Regions from separate parts of the Homo sapiens genome. Here region 1 is linked to region 2. Evidence: read pairs that join two places in POLR2A ChIA-PET (ENCODE). Cell type or tissue: GM12878. All regions are shown on one strand. Each heading gives the region's core, and the rest is flanking DNA. Links, peaks and the distances in the headings are about the cores only.

Region 1 (2,926 bases), core at 226-2,725, 510 kb before region 2:
AGACATCTCCAACTCCCTCAGCTCTGCCCTCCAGCAAATTACTTGTGCCTCTGGACATCCCTATCATACAAGATTCATATTCTGCAATTTAGCCTTTGTCTCATCTCCTCCTATACTGTGGTGTGATTTAAGTCTTGCTTTCCAAAATTTAAAGGCAATGTATTTTCTACGTAGCTTAGCAACAGCATGGACAGGTGAAATGTGCCCCATAAATACCTGTTTTGAACAATCCCCAGTGACCCCTCCTCTGCCCACCTTTCACAGGCACGTCACACCCATGTCCTTGGCATGCTTGACTGGAATCATCAAATAGCTTTTTTTCTGTGTGGTTTTTTTTTCTTTTTTTCTTTTTTTTTTTTGAGACAGAGTCTCATTCTGTTGCCTAGGCTGGAGTGCAGCGGCATGATCTCAGCTCACTGCAACCTCCACCTCTCAGATTCAAGTGATTCTGCTGTCTCAGCCTCCCGAGTAGCTGGGATTATAGTCACACGCCACCAAGCCCGGCTAACTTTTTTCTATTTTTAGTAGAGATGGGGTTTCATCATATTGGTCAGCCTGGTCTCAAACTCCTTACCTCAGATGATCCACCTGCCTCAGCCTCACAAAGTGCTGGGATTACAGGTGTGGGCCACCGAGCCCCGAGCCCCGCCAAATAGCTTTTTTTTTTCATATATCCATTACCTCTTACCCATCAGATAATAAACTTGTCAAGGGCAAGCACCTCAAAGTTTACTCCTTTGGGTTTTGCCCTCTAGGAACCAGCAAGGCATAATATAAACAGTAGGTTGCTTTGTTACCAGTAAATATCAGAAGGAAGTAATATAATTAGCCATTGTCTGTTGACCTGGGCTGCTCATCATGAAAGAAAATAACATTCAACCAAGTAATGCTGAAATGGCATTGGGAGTAGAGCTTTATTTATTCTTAAACTTTCCTTTCAAATCACAGCAATAAAGTAGACCATCCTGAGCTGGTGCATTCCAATTATAAGGACTGTGTGACATGAGCCCCCTCCTTCCTCCAGCTCCCACAGCGGACTGTGGGAAACCCCATTACAGCAGTTACCCCAAGGCATGGGATGACTCATTTACGCCCTTTTCTAGTAACTGCTGGAGGAACTGGGTAGAGAATTCTTTCTCTCAAGCTTCCGTGGCTTGTTCACACACAGCACTTAAAAGGTTCAATCACCCACAGCTGGGTTCCACTGTGGTTTCCAGGAACTCAAAGCTTGCTCAATCTTCAGAGTTGAACATTTGAAAGGGTTTTTAAACTGGCCACGTCTCCTCCTGAGAGTGCAAGCTGTCAATTCATTCACCTGTTTCCGGATGTCCTCTTTTGTTGTTTTCCTGATTGGTTGGCTGAGTACATGCACCGGGCTCTGTGCCTGGGACTCTTCAGTCACGCCATACACGGACTAGGAGAAGAAGCAAGCACAGAGGATCATCCACCCACAGAATTGGAGGGTGGCTTAGGGGTCAGCTAGTCCAATGACTCATCCAATTTCGTGAATCCCCTCATGACAATAAGAGATTGGTCTCTGCTTTTATTTCTTCAATGATGAGAATGCTGCCTCTTAAGGCATGTCATCTCATCTTTGGGGTACCACTATAACCCAAATCCTATCTTTTATTGGGCTGAAAATAGCCTCCTTGTATCTCAGTGTTTCTCCAAATATGGTCCATAGACCACCTGCAAAGAATCACCTGGGTGTGCTTGGAAAAGACACGTTGCTGAGTATCCCCTCGCCCCCTGGACTTACTGCATCAGAATCTTTGTGGGTGGGTTTGGAAATCTGCACTTTTATCAAATGCCCCAAATGATTCTGAATAAAGAAAGTTCAAGAGCCACTGCCAAAGAGTATGCACAAAAGATCCCCTCTACATTTCCGTTGGTCAGCAGATTCCCATCTGGTACAAAACTGGGATGGCAGCATTTCAGGGTTTCCCTTTCAAGTTAAACAGTTTTCTGGCCTAAGTTTTTCCACATGTCCGTAGCTATAGCTACATTTAAAGCTGTTCCTCGTATTACGGAAAGACTAAACACAATCTTTGCAATGGGAAAGAAATGAAACACTGAAGGGCATGCAATGTGTAGTCAAAATCATCAAAATGCAGAAGGGCTCAGATAAGGTGGATGTGACTCCATGAAATTCTGTAATGTTAGAATTATGGGGCTCTTGAAGATGAAATGAGGACATTTTAGGACTAACATTTTAAAATATAATACAGTGGATATTGTTAAGTCAGTGACGAACAAAATATGTAAGTAGATTAAAGAAGTTTATATACATACGCCATGTCTAGTGTGTGTGTGTGTGTGTGTGTGCGTGTATTTTTTTTTAATGCATACATGAGAGAGAGCTAATTGGTCATCACAAGAAATAGGAATGTTTGGGGACACATCTCCACTCTTTGGAATTTTTTTTTGAGATGGAGTCTCGCTCTTGTTGCCCAGGCTGGAGTACAATGGCGCGATCTCTGCTCACTGCAACCTCTGCCTCCTGGGTTCAAGCGATTCTCCTGCCTCAGCCTCCCAAGAAGCTGGGATTACAGGTATGCACCACTGTGCCCAGCTAATTGTGTATTTTTAGTAGAGACGGGGTTTCTCCATGTTGGTCAAGCTGGTCTTGAACTCCCGACCTCAGGTGATCCGCCCACCTCGGCCTCCCAAGTGTTGGGATTACAAGTGTGAGCCACCGTACCTGGCCCACTCTTTGGAAATTAATATTACGGAGTCTGGTCATGCTGTCCTGCAATATTGTCCCTGGTGCTGTGGAGAGGGTGGGACATATGAATCGTGGGGGAGTCTGAGCATGGCACCCTCGGGTATGCTGTGACCACTACTCCTTTGAGTAAAGTGAAACACAAGTGACCACTGGGTCATTCACAGTTGGACAAGATGGTGGTTTGAGTTTGGGTGATCCAGC
Region 2 (2,926 bases), core at 285-2,784:
TTCTCCATGTTGGTCAGGCTGGTCACAAACTTCTGACGTTAGGTGATGCACCAGCCTCAGCCTCCCAAACTGCTGGCATTACAGGCGTGCGCCACCGCACCCAGCCACGGCAGTCTTAAATAATCTCCTGAAGACAGTTGAAGCCAATCATTTTGCTGTTGAGTTCACCTTGCCAAAGCTCATTTTCTGATTAATTCTATGCATTAAAATATGAATATTTTATTAGGGAAATCAAAATCCAGACCACAAGGAGATACCACTTCATACCCATTAAGATTATTATAATTTAAAAAAAAAAAACCTCAAGTAAGTCTTGGCAAGGATACAGGGAAATCAAAATCCTCAAACATTGCTGGTAGGAATGTAAAATGACACAGTCACTGCTGAAAACAGCTTAGTGTTTCCTCAAAAAAGTTGAACACAGAATTACCATATGATCTAGCAATTCCACTTCTAAGTACATACACAAACTAACTGAAAACAAATATCAAATACTTGTACACAAATGTTCATAGCAGCACTATTCACAATAGTTAAAAGGGGGAAACAACCCAAATGTCTATCAGTGCATGAATGGATAAATAAAACGTGTATATCCATACAATGGGATATCATTGAGCAATAAAAAGAAATAAAGTACTGACACACACTACAACGTGGATGAACCTTGAAAACATGCTAAGTGAAAACACGCTAAGTGTAAAAAGCCAGACACAAAACGTCACATATTGCTGGAGTCTATTTTTATGAAATATCCAGAATAGGTAAGTCCACAGAGACAAGAAACAGATTGGTAGCTGCCAGTAGCTGCAGGGAGGATGGAATGGGTGACTGCTTAATGGATACAGGGTCTCCTTCAGGGGCCTTGATAGAGGTGATGGCTGTAGAACACTGTGAAAGCATGAAATGCCACTGAATTATACACTTTAAGATGGCTAATTTTGTGTTATGTGAATTTCACCTCAATTAAGAAAAATAAATATATTTAATGTGGCCTTTTTGAAAAGCCTGAAAAGATAACAGTGAGATAAGAACAAGTATATGGAAGTTTTGAGTGAAGAAGGAAGTTCAATCCTTGGTATGACACTATATTTATTGTGTGACCTTGAGCAAGTACAAGAATCTTTTGGGTTTCTTTTGTTAATTTCCCTTTAAAACAAACATACCAAACACCTGCTATATGCTCTGAGTCATGCCAAGGCACCTTCCTCTACATTGTCCTCAGCAGTAAAATGTGAATTCCACCAAGTTCCCCGCAGGTAAGGGTCAAATAAGCTGAGTATGAGAGCAGAGTATAAAGCCATAAAAGTCCTATACAAATGTTATCCCTCATCTAAGAGGCTGCCTGGGTTATTTGCACAAAATTCAGAGGCTTTTCATCAAAGAAACTCTTATAAATACCATACGTGACAGAAAAGGCCATTTCAATTCAAAATACAAATTCAGGAAACATTTTATTATAAAACAAGTTGCTACCAAAGGTCATTCCATAAAAACAAATTTGGGTGGAAAATGGGAGAGAGAGGAATTTGTAATTTATGCTAAGAATTTAATTGCCGAAAATATCCCATTCGAATAACACTACCTGCTTTCTTCACTATTTATAAATTACAATGTTTTTTAAAATTAGATTACATAAAGAGGTAAAGAGCATCATTCTATAATATTATCTCTATACACTGTAATATCAGGATTTCTATGAATATAGTACTACATGGAAACACTGATTACCATTCTAACCAATGGCTTTTAAAATTAAATGAACAACACACAGTTTTATTTTTAAACAACTACTTAGTTGCCTACTCCTTTGCCTTAATACAGAATACAACAGAGCATGAAAACAAAAATTGAGTTCATTTATATATACTCATGTATCCATGTAATAGAGACGTTTTAAGTTTCTGTCGCTTTATTTTAAAATGAACACTTTAATGAGCACATTCTCTTCTATCTAGAAAACTGTATTATAATAGCAAGGTTAGAAATGACCTAGAAACAAACGTGTCAGGCCTCCCTCTGCCCGGCCTCCCTCTGCCCAGCCACCCCCTCCCACCAACAGAAGCATTTGTGTGTGTTAAAACAGGCTGATGTTCCAGAGTCTAGACTGGAAACTACTAAGTGAATGCAGATAGTCTCTGTGTGAAGAATTTTAGTAAGCCTCGTATTCAGTAGAAATGTTTCTATTTTTGGTTCCTCTATTAACTCGTTTTGAAACTCAGACAAGCTATTTAGCTTTCCTGTGTCTAGAAAGAATCATTTCTAAAATAATAATATACTTTCTAGTCCATAGGTCAACAGATGTTATAGAGAACTGGATGTGAAACCTACATAGGTAAAGATTTTCTAATTAAATTCATTGACTATTAAAGCTGGGGCTTGTGAAATTAAAGGACTAGGTTTTCATTCATTATAGTATGATGTAAAATACTTCTTTTAAATGGAGTACAATAGAAATGGGTTTAAATTTAGTGGTAGAGAAAAACAGAATGTTCTTCATTGTACTTATATATACATATATATACACACAGTAAACAACCCAGGGGCTTCAATATTAACATTTGAAGAATGTGAACATTTTTCTGAAAACATGTAACTGCATACCAAAAGAAAGAAAGCATGTTAATATTATTTTCCTATATGGACTCACAGCTAACCCAAGAGGAAAACTGAAAATGGGCTAGGACCTTGCATTTCACAGTCTTCAAGAAGAGACAATACAGCTTGATGGTTACAAGATGCCTCTCATTAGACAGATCCATGTCCAAATCCAGGCTCCACCACTTCCTAGCTGTGTGATCTTAGGCAAGTTCCTTCTCCTCTCTGTGCCTTTAATCTGTTATCTGTCACACACCATAGCCCCAGCATAGTGGAAAGCCCTCTGAACTAGGAGTCCTGGTATCACCCCACCCCTAGCTCCTTTGCA

Evidence for each region. ChIA-PET counts read pairs that join two places held together with the same protein. Peaks named below come from ENCODE experiments on the same cell type or tissue, not always from the same donor. Only the 100,000 strongest peaks of a DNase experiment are listed, where the experiment ranks them.
Region 1: POLR2A ChIA-PET joins it to region 2 with 6 read pairs; 2 of 35 experiments call an interaction of 5 or more read pairs at or near these places.

What each region holds. Positions count from the first base shown.
Region 1 is chr14:72,475,230-72,478,155 of GRCh38, reverse strand. RGS6 (regulator of G protein signaling 6) reads right to left here. Exons shown (of 18, transcript NM_001204424.2): 11 at 1,316-1,414. Among named protein-coding and RNA genes, the nearest start is that of MIR7843, 40 kb to the left of the region's middle. RefSeq lists an enhancer at 1,149-1,358. In GM12878, for the core only: no CTCF peak of the experiment used is centred there; DNase peaks (open chromatin) are centred at 562 and 1,215; H3K4me3 peaks cover 779 bases; H3K27ac peaks cover 2,415 bases.
Region 2 is chr14:71,961,405-71,964,330 of GRCh38, reverse strand. The region is part of intron 1 of RGS6 (regulator of G protein signaling 6); the gene reads right to left. Among named protein-coding and RNA genes, the nearest start is that of RGS6, 30 kb to the right of the region's middle. In GM12878, for the core only: no CTCF peak of the experiment used is centred there; no DNase peak of the experiment used is centred there; H3K27ac peaks cover 627 bases.